Regions from separate parts of the Mus musculus genome. Here region 1 is linked to region 2. A link is a loop called in an ENCODE intact Hi-C map of the cell type or tissue named here. Cell type or tissue: left cerebral cortex. All regions are shown on one strand. Each heading gives the region's core, and the rest is flanking DNA. Links, peaks and the distances in the headings are about the cores only.

Region 1 (5,375 bases), core at 260-5,259, 67 kb before region 2:
CCGGAGCAAAATCCATGGAGTATTTTGAACAAAGACTGAAGGTAGAAAGCAAACCAGGGAGATCACTTATTAATTCTGTACAAGAACGTGGGTTCGATTCCCCAGCGATGCGGAGAGAAACAACAAAACCAAAACTTACAATCATGTTGTGGCTAGGGATGTAACTCCATTGGAAGAGTATTTGACTAGCTTGCAGAAAGCTGAGTTCCTTCAGCAACCCATAAACCCGGTGTAGTAGTAATAGCCTATAATTCCACACTTGGGAGTAGGAGGCAGGAAGATCAGAAATTCAAGGTTTTCTTAGAATACATTTCGAGTTCCAGGGCAAGCTGAGCTATGTGAGACGCACAACAACAACTACAAAATAAACTGGAAGTTGCTGCAAAAATCCTCCAGGGAGGTGATAAGTACCTAGATTTGGGGGTGGCCTGAAGAGAGAAAGGGATGTCGAAAAAGATATAATTACGTTTTGGCCATGCTAGAGATTGAATCTTGGACAATCATTATGCTAAGCAGCTGCTCTACAATGGAGGCTATTATCTAGTCCCTGAAAAGGTTGTGAGTATGTATGTGTTTTACACCAATTGTGGGGGCATATTCCTTTAATCCCGGCACTTGGGAAGCAGAGACAGGTGGATTGCTTTTGAATCTGTGGCCAGTCTGGTGTACTCAAGCATACTCCAGGCCAGAGAAAGCTACACAGTGAGACTTCCAAAAGAAAATGTGTTTTCATATGTACATATATATGTGTGTATGTCATACATGAGTGTGAGTTTACATGTGTTCAGATGTGTGTGCGTGTGCACACGCACTCGAGAGCACATGTATGGAGGCCAGATATTGATGTCTGTTGGTTTTCCAGATGGCTCTCCACCTTATATGGTGAGTATTGGGGCAGGGTATCTTGCTAAATCAGTATTGTACAATTTCAGCTATTCTGATTAACCAATTTCTCCTACTCTCCCTCATGCAGGCTGACATGACATACCCACCCAGTGTTTAGGATGGTTTCTGATACCCAAACTCCAATCTACATACAAAGTAAATGCTTTACCCACTAAGACATCTCAGCTCAAAGAGAAAATTTTTGTTTTGTCCTAAAACAGGGTCTCAGTATTGTAGCCCAGACTGGCCATAAATTTGTGACAACCCTCCTTCCTCACTCTTCTGAAAACTAGGATTATAGGAACTTTTTGGTTTGATTTGATTTTTTTTTTTTTTTTTCGAGACAGGGTTTCTCTGTATAGCCCTGACTGTCCTGGAACTCACTCTGTAGACCAGGCTGGCCTCGAACTCAGAAATCTGCCTGCCTCTGCCTCCCGAGTGCTGGGATTAAAGGCATGCGCCACCACGCCCAGCTTGTTTTTTTTTATTTTGTTTTGTGTTTTGTTTTACTTTTAATTTTGGGGTGCTGAGACAGAGTCACTGTGTAATCCTGGATGGCCTGGAACTCACTTTGTAGGCCAAGAAGGCCTTGAACTTGAAGTAATCCTTTTCCTCCAAAGTACTGTGAATACAGGCACGCTCCACCAAGCACATCATTTTAGAACTAGTTTATTTAAAAATAAATTACATTTGTCTGTAATCCCAGCATTCGGGCGTTAGAGGCAGGGAGATCCTGAGTTCAAGTCCAGCCACAATGGCTCAGCAGATTAAAAAACACTTGCCACCAAGCCTGACAACTTGAAATTGAGTTCCAGGGCCCAGATGACCGAGAGAACAAACTCCAAGTTGTCTTCTGACCTACACAGACACTGCATAACCACCACGAGCATGCACCATCCCCTCAACACACAAGTGAGGAACCGTAATTTAAAAAAAAAAAAAAAAAAGATTTTTAAAAGGTGACCATTAGGGGCTGGAGAGATGGCTCAGCACCTAAGAGCACTGACTGCTCTTCCAGAGGACCTGAGTTCAATTCCCACCAACCACACAATGGCTCACAACTATCTATAATGGGATCTGATACCTTCTTTTTTTTTTTTTTTTTTTTTTTTTTCTTGAGACAGGGTTTCTCTGTATAGCCCTGACTGTCCTGGAACTCACTTTGTAGACCAGGTTGGCCTCGAACTCAGAAATCTGCCTGCCTCTGCCTCCCAAGTGCTGGGACTAAAGGCGTGCGACACCACCGCCCAGCGATCTGATACCTTCTTTTGGTGTGTCTGAAGACAGCAACAGTGTACTCATATACATTAAATGAATAATTTTTTTTTTAAAAAAAAAAGGTGGCCATTAGAGAAAAAGGAACAGTGAAGTCCTATGGACCCTTTCAGTCCATTTTCTCCAATTAAAATCTCAAAAAAAAAAATAGCCAGATACAACCAGAAATTGATTTTGATATATATGACATTGATATCATCTACAGAATTCACCATTAAGATATATCTTGAGGGCTGGAGAGATGGCTCAGTGGTTAAGAGCACTGACTGCTCTTCCAGAGGTCCTGAGTACAAATCTCAGCAACCACATGGTGGCTCACAACCATCTGTAATTGGGTTTCATGCCCTCTTCTGGTGTATCTGAAGACAGCAACAGTGTACTTATACATAAATAAATCTTTTTTTAAAAGACTTATCTTGAAAGATAACATTTGGATTAGATGTGCTTCATTAGACAGGAATGTTCCTAAAACTGGTATGCCCTGCAGGTTGCCTGGTCCCCACATCCACAGCAAGCCTATAAGCTCACAATGGGCCAGCCTGCACTAACCCCACCACACTCCAGCTGCCTGGCCTCACAGATGGACCCTCTAAGGACACCAGCAATGACAGAAGCAGACAGACATAGACACGTTGGCTACCTCTGGTGAGGAACTCCATCCAGTCAGAGCAGAGAGGACTCACTTCCTTCCCTTTTGCTCTTTTCTGGGAACTGGCATCGATTCAGTTCTGGACAGTGCGGTGGGGAGTGCTGGTCTCTGCCATCTACAGATAAAGCTGTCTGGGTCTTTGCTTGTTATGCTGGTTACTTTTTTTTTTTTTTTTTTTTTGTCAACTTGATACAAACTCCAGTTGTCTGGGAAGAGGGGATCTCAGTTGAGGAAGGGATTCAATCAGACTACCTCTTACCCATGCCAGTGGGACATTTTCTTAATTAGTGACTGGGGGAGGGACACACACCGCAGGTAGTTCCACTCGTGAGCATGTGGGGCTGGGCTGTGTAAGAAAGGTAACTGATCGAGGCAGGAGCCAGCACCCTCCATGGTCTCTGCTTCAGTTCTAGCCCCCAGGAGATCCTGCATTGGCTCACTTCAATGACTGCCTGTCACATGGAAGTTTGTTTGTCTGTCTGTCTGTTTTTGAGACAGGGTTTCTCTGTGTAGCCCTGGCTGTCCTGGAACTCACTCTGTAGACCAGGCTGGCCTCGAACTCAGAGATCCGCCTGCCTCTGCCTCCCAAGTGCTGGGATTAAAGGCGTGAGCCACCACATCCGGCCTGTCACATGGAAGTATAAACCAAATAACTCCTTTCCTCTCTAAGTTGCTTTGGGTCTTCATCAAACAATAGAAAAACAAACTAAAATATTTGGTTTGGTTTGATTCTCTGAGACAGGATAATAATAATGTGCTTTGAATTCCCTAGGTAGTCTAGGCTGGCCTCGAACTCACGAACATCCTGTCTCAGTCTTCCCGGTGCTGGGATCACAAGCATCCATTATCAATGCTGGGGTGACATTTTCTCTGTAAAGAAGTATTTTGGGGCTGGGGGAATGGCTCAGTCACTAAAGTGTTTGGCGAATGAAATTAATCTCTCTGCACACGTGTGTGCCCATGTTTACAGTTGTATAAATACATGTACCAGCAAGAAGTTAATATCAGTTGTCTTTCTCACTCATTTTCCAACTTTCCCTAGTCTACATTTCCAGTGAGTTTTTTTTTGTTTGTTTGTTTTGTTTTTAGTCGTTAGATTAGGATTCTAGGTCCATAAGCATAAGGCTTGAGTTTAGTTCCTCAGCACCCACATAAAAGCCAGGCATGGTAGAGTGTGTATCAGAGATAAGCAGACTAGTGAGGCTTGCTAATTAACCAGTCTAGCTGAACTAGCCAGCTCCAGGTTCAGTGAGAAACCCGATCTCACGACAGAAGCTGGGAGTTTGCTAAGAGTCACCCTGAGCTCACTACCCCAAGGGGGCATCTTTAGGAGTCAGCGCCATGAGTGTTGGTATCTAGTCTAAACAACCATCAGAATGACCCTTTGGACAGCCATGTCCCAACCGGAACTAGACCAGAAGCTGCTGACATAAGACGTGCTGGCTGCATCTTGTTCCCTTTCTGTCTCTGGGTACACGATAGTCCCTATCCTGGGATGCAGAATTTTAATATGACTACTAATAAAAACTCATTAGAAAAGCAGGTGGGAGAAGTTGGGAATTGATGGAGAAAGACACCTGGTGTTAACTTCTTGCCTCTTTTACATGTGCCTATAACAACATAGACAAACCCACATGAAGATGTGCGTATAACACATGCACATGTGCACACTTGTACACACGCAATATACATTCCATTCAAGTATTTTACACGTATTTGTTCATGTGTTTAAGTTTCCTGTACAGATGCATGGGAGGGTACATGCTTTACTACTCTGAAGACCGGAATACAACCCGCGGGAGCTGTCTCTTTTCTCCACCACTTGGGTCCAGGAGATAGAATTTAGGTCGTCAGATTTGACAGCAAGCCCCCCAAATGAGCTGAGCCATCTTGCCTCCGAAGACTTTTGTTTCACTTAATCTTCCCACAGCAGGCAGACTTTAGGACCTGGTTAAGCAGCTGTACAAGAAACAATTAGAAGCGGGGTTTGGCCAGTTGATGTAGGTTGCTAGGGGCAGCTGCCTGGGGTTAGAGTCTGATCCTGGCTCCAGCTTCTTTGCTTCCTGGTTAGCCACAACGTGAACAGGCTTAGCTCTACACATCTGCAGCTATCTCTTCCCCACAATGCGCTACAATCATCTGAAAGCACAAGCACCAATAAATCTTTCCTTGAGTTATTTCTGTCAGGTATTATGGCCACAGTGATGCCAAGGCAAGGCCACAGTCAACAAGGAAGCAAGAAAAAGAACCCAGTGACAACGCCTGACAGCCATGTACCAAGATTGATCTTCCTCTAGCCAAGTTAAGGAGGGATGGTGCATACAGCCATCTCTTACCCTCATGGGTGCATAGCCTAGTCTGAAGCCAACAGGAGTGTGAAGGAGGACAGCGAGCAGGATGGAGGAGAGTGGGGAGGACCATAGAGGGAAGTATAAGTTGAGGATGTAGAGTTCGGGCTGTACTTGCAAAGGTGGAGGCTGAGACAGAACAGAGCATGTCTTAGCCACTTTGCTGTTGCTATGACAAAACACTATGACAAAAGCAACTCAGAAGAGGAAATATCTAA
Region 2 (5,337 bases), core at 338-5,337:
ACCACATGGTGGCTCACAACCATCTGTAATGGGATCTGACGCCCTCTTCTGATGTGTATCTGAAGACAGCAATATAAATAAAATAAATAAATCTTTTTAAAAATTTTAAAAAATAAAAATAAATGAATACTATATTTTGAACAATTGGAATGGTGCTATTCCTCCATGAAGCCCCCAAGCTTTTTGTTTTTTCTCACGTTTCTTTAATCTATATTTCCTCTGCTCAAAAATAATACACAAACAAGTATAAAACTTGTGGAGTGGGACATACTGGCCTACACCTGTAATGCCAGAATCCAGAGGGAAAGGCTTGGCTATGTGATGAGATCCTGTGTATAAAATAAAATAAAACTAAGACTGAAATCTAACACAGTGGTAGGGCCCCTGCCTAGAATCCCCCAGTGAGGAGTGAGGGGTGTGGCTCAGTGGTAGAGCCCCTGCCTAGAATCCCCAGTGAGGGGCTGGGGGCGTGGCTCAGTGGTAGAGCCCCTGCCTAGAATCCCCCAGTGAGGATCGAGGGGCGTGGCTCAACAGTAGAGTACTTGCTTTGTATGGGTAAGTCCTCTGTTTCTATTCCTACCGCCTCAAATTTTAAAAACTGGAGCTAGGGTGGGGATAAAAGGGAGTCGGTTAAACAGAAACTAAGGTGAACGAGTCAGACAGAAGCCATCAGAACGGACTAAGGGGCTAGCCAGTCACCTCAGAAGTGAGAGCTGAGGTGATCCTCAGATCAAGGCAGCATCTGTCTGTGTTGACTTCTGAATGAAGAGAGGTCACACTCTTCCAGGAGGCCAGAGAGAATCGGGACAAAGGGCAGGCACAAAGGGCATCCTGGGAAATGGGGCAGGAGAAGCAGAAGTATCTTTCTAGGATAGACATGGAGCTCTGGAGAAAAGCATGGAAGGTCTGGTGATCTTTTTTAAAAAACAGAAAAGAAAAAGAAAAAGAAAAGACATATTTATTGCTAGAGATGGTGGTGTACGCCTTTAGCCCCAGCACTCAGGAGACAGAGGCAGGCAGATCTCTGTGAGATCCAAGCTAGCCTGGTCTACAGAGTGAATTCCAGCCAGAGTGAATTCAACCCACAGCCATGGTGACACAGGAAGCTGGGAGAGGGCATTAGATCCCCCATGGAACTGAAATTACAGGCAGCTATGAGCCACCATGTGGATTCTGGGTCCCAAACCCTGGTCCTCTGCAAGAGTAGCAAATGCTCTTAATTGCTGAGCAATCTCTTCTGTCTCTAGGACTTGAGAGGGGGAAGGAGGAGGAATAAACAGAAAGGCAGGACCCTCCCTGTCATCTCCCTCACAGCTAAGGAGGAAGGTTAGTAGCCCAGCGTAGGAAGGGCCAAGGGAGAGGCAGACAGGAGTTCCCTAAAATGCTCCCAGAAATAAATAGCCAGCTTGGAAAAAGCAGACTAGGGCGCTCAGAGATGGACTATGGATGACAGTCAAGGGAGAACAGAATGGCAAACTCACAGGAAAGGATAGGCAGGAGCCCGCACTGGGAGGCAGAGACAGCTTCCAGAGGTAGGGTCCTTTCATATGAGTGGATTTCAGTTATGGCTAAGTTAGAGCAGATATGGTGGTGCGCACATGTCATCTTAACACTTGGGAGCTAAGGCAGGAGGATAAAGCTGGATTAGAGACAGCCTTATTGAGCTCTCTTGGTCCCTATGCCTTGACTTACAATCTTCTCCAGAACTCCTATTCAGCCTTTGAAACCCCATTCAGTTGTCACCTCTTCACATAAGTCTTTATGATTGGCTGGAACCAGTCATGTGCCTTCATAGTGGGGAGTGAGTGAGTGTGTGTGTGTGTGTGTGTGTGTGTGGTGTGTGTGTGTGTGTACAGGGAACACATTCATTATATATGTGTACGTGGCAGGGGGAAGATGCACATGGAAACAAAGGTCAACACCCAGCTGTTGTGACTGCTTTTGTTTGTTGGTTTGGTTTTAGACAGGGCCTGGACCTCATAGATCAGGCTAGGCTGGCTGACCATGGAACCCCGGGAGTCCAGCTACCTCTGCAGTACTGTGAGTAAGAACCTGAACAACCATGCTTGTTGGTTGGTTGGTTGTTGTTGTTTTGTTTTTCCCAGACAGGGTTTCTCTGTGTAGCCCTGGCTGTCCTGGAGCTCACTCTGTAGACCAGGCTGGCCTCGCACTCAGAAATCTGCCTGCCTCTGCCTCCTGAGTGCTGGGATTAAAGGCGTGCACCATCACGCCCGGTTTGTCTGGCTTCTTACCTGTGTTCTAGGACTTGAACTCGGATCCTCCTTGTGGTATGACAAACATTTCACATCTCTCTTGCTCCTACCATCTGTATTTTTGGGACAGAGCCTTTCTATAAAGCCCAGACTGGTATCAAAATCTAGATAATCCCCCTGCCTCAGTCATCATAGTGCTGGGATTATGCCACGTCTGCCTCTGCCATTCTGTGTTGCACTAAATGAGATTGTGCCTTAGCCTGTGGACTCCTTGTAGATGGGGAACAAGGATTGTCAATCAGAGTAATAGGACTTCAGGAACGTGATGTCATCTTTTGAGATTTTTAAAATCTGTTTTATTTTGTAAATTACCTTTTATTAATTTATTTTCTTGGTGGTGTTGGGGATGGAATATAGGGCATTGTAAACACACAGACTATGGCTAAGCGCCACTAACACTCTGTGACGCCTCGGTATCTCTAAAGTAACAGAAACTCAGGAAGTTAGTTACATATTCACCTGCCCTGCCCCAAAGGCACTCAGCATTCGCTATCTCAACGTTCATGGTGCTTCAAATCCCCCATTTCACAGATGAAAAAAACTGAGGCACAGAGGATATGAATGACGTGACCAAGTTAGCAGCCAGACAGGGGCTTTGGCGCCCAGCCCAACTCAGAGAGCTGTAGGTATCCAAAGAGGGGGATGTGAAAGAACCTTGCAAACTGTAGGCTCCTGGGGTGGGAGGGTCCGCGGTGAAGCGTGGCAGGATGAAGGGGCGAGATGAGAGGATATTTGGATTTCGAGACATAGGTGGGAGGATGGACTTCGGGAGAGAGCCCGCTTTGAGCGACAGGTTTGCTATGGCTCGGGAACACCCCGGCGGGAGATCTCCGGGTGCGGCCCGCCCCCTATCTGCCCCACCCCCAGTCTGGCCAGCCGCGGCGGCTGCCCCTTTAAGAGCGGTCAAGGCGCCCCCTGGTGGCAGAACGCGGCCAGCGCAGCGCGCGGCCGGAGCTGGAGCTGGAGCCGGAGCCCGGAGCCCGGAGCGGAGCCGGAGCGGAGCCGGGGCGGAGCGGGGCCGATCGGGCCGAGCCAGCAGCCGAGCTGGGGGCGCGGGCGGGCGGTATGTACCGGGCCCGGGCGGCGCGGGCGGGGCCGGAGCCCGGCAGCCCGGGGCGCTTTGGGATCCTCAGCACCGGGCAGCTCCGGGATCTGCTTCAAGATGAGCCCAAGCTGGACCGGATCGTGCGGCTCAGCAGGAAGGTAACGCGGGGGGCGCGGGCAGGAGGAGGGTGTGGGGGGATGGAGAGGTCGGGCTGCGGCCTGCGGGGACCCGGAGACCCAGCCAGCGGAGGCCACCCCCCTGGAGCTGCCAGGCCTCGGGATCATGGGAGCCTGGCACGTCCGAGTGGGCCCCGCGGAGCCGCCCCCGGGGGATGGGGGGCGCCCCGATCCAGCCTGGGGCGAGTGGTGCGGAAGGGGGGCGCCCGGGGATGCACCCGTGCACCCCGGGATGGCCGCGAGGCGTGCCCTCCCGAGGATGCTCCGGGGAGGTGTGTTCTGGGGGGCGGGAGGTGGAGGGTGAGCTGTGTTGTGGGGGGCCCTGGCTCAGCACACCCACGTTCTGTAGGGCCAGAAAGGGGAGGCGCCTTGTTTGGGGGGGGAGAACTGAAGGCCTGCTTGACACCTGGGGTGGGGAGGATAGCTGGGAAAATGGGGGGGGGGTAGTAATGCATTAGATGGGGAGGGGGCTTTGTGTCTGCCATTGGGTATGGGTCTTTGAATACAGAGGCTTGTATTCTGTAGGCCACCATAAGAGAAAGTTGTATATTTCACGGGAGACATAGGCCCGGGCTGGTTGTCTGTCGGGAGGGGGGTACAGAAAGAGAAAGTGTGTGTTACAAGGAGCCAGACGAGGAGGGGCTTGTGCATGGATCAGGGGACAGATGGAGGGAGCGCATTCTCCAGGGGCGGGGAGCTAGGCTTGGCCCTCCTAGAAACAGGCTCAAACAGCCGTCTTCAGGGCCCCAGTGCTGCCTTCTGCTAGGTGAGCAGCTAGCAGGGGCAGGGGACCACAGAAGCAAAGGGGGTGTGTGTTGTGTTCGCGGGGGCGTGTGGGGTTCCACTAGAGGGCCAACAAGGGGGTAGAAGAGATGAGAGGGTGACCTGAGTGGGGGTTGCTGGGAAGGTTCGGGGTGAAAACATCACTCCCCCAAGAGTCAGAACAGGGGGTGGGGATGCTTTCCACACAAACACCTGAGGAGGAAGCGAGACAAAGGCCTGGTATGAGAGGCAAGCTGTCCAAGCGGAGAAAATGGGACAGAGGAGGGAGGGGGGAGCCCTCCGGGACCTAAGCAGACATATTAATTGAAAAATTAAAAATTAACTAACATTTGTAGAGGCCTTCATAGTTTGGTTCACTTAAGTCTCACAACAGCTCGGTGAGCTAGGCGGGTTTTTTGTTTTGTTTTGTTTTGTTTATGTTTTGTTTTGTTTTTAATTGTAGTAGAAACTGGGGCCCAAAGAAAAGATGCAAGGCAAAGCCTGGTCCCTCCACCTGTTGGTCCTGTCACCCTTGCAGGTTGGGGGCTCCGGGGTGCCTTTGGCCAGGCCTGTGGTGGGTGTTGTGCAAGGGTGGACTTCAGGTGACCCTGGGCAGTCTGAGCCCAGGCCTCTTAGCTCTCGTCCACCGCAGTTCCAGGGTCTGCAGCTGGAACGGGATGCCTGCTTGGCCTCTAACTACGCGCTGGCCAAGGAGAACCTGGCCTTGCGGCCCCGCCTGGAGATGGGTCGGACAGCCCTGGCCATCAAGTACCAAGAGCTTCGAGAGGTGGCTGAGAACTGCGCAGACAAACTGCAGAGACTGGGTGAGGGGCGGCCCAGGAGACCTGCTTGGGGCGGGGTTGGCCTTAATTCGTGCCAAGTTCTTAAGGGTGGGACTGGGACACACCTACTCCTGGACAAAGTGTGAAGGGAGTTGGTTTTGGCCTCCTGGAAGAGTGAGGTGTTGACCTGTGGAGGAAGCAGGCATGGAGAACTGGGCTGGGTCCCCCATTGTGTGTAATCCCAGGATTTGGGAGGCAGAGGCAGGAGGATCACAAAACTTCAAGACCAGCCCTAGGTT

The links. Hi-C counts contacts between places; a loop is a spot of excess contacts. Peaks named below come from ENCODE experiments on the same cell type or tissue, not always from the same donor. Only the 100,000 strongest peaks of a DNase experiment are listed, where the experiment ranks them.
Region 1: it touches region 2 in a loop (2.2-fold over the local background); 1 of 42 quality-filtered maps calls a loop at or near these places.

What each region holds. Positions count from the first base shown.
Region 1 is chr5:135,143,263-135,148,637 of GRCm38, reverse strand. No RefSeq gene overlaps it. Among named protein-coding and RNA genes, the nearest start is that of Tbl2, 3.7 kb to the left of the region's middle. In left cerebral cortex, for the core only: a CTCF peak has its summit at 2,523 (motif pointing left); a DNase peak (open chromatin) is centred at 2,839.
Region 2 is chr5:135,076,201-135,081,537 of GRCm38, reverse strand. It overlaps Vps37d (vacuolar protein sorting 37D), which reads left to right and starts at 3,272. Exons shown (of 4, transcript NM_001199677.1): 1 at 3,272-3,476; 2 at 4,909-5,080. The coding sequence starts at 3,339. In left cerebral cortex, for the core only: CTCF peaks have their summits at 2,990 and 3,198 (motif pointing left); DNase peaks (open chromatin) are centred at 2,907, 3,213, 3,780 and 4,147; H3K4me3 peaks cover 1,887 bases; H3K27ac peaks cover 766 bases.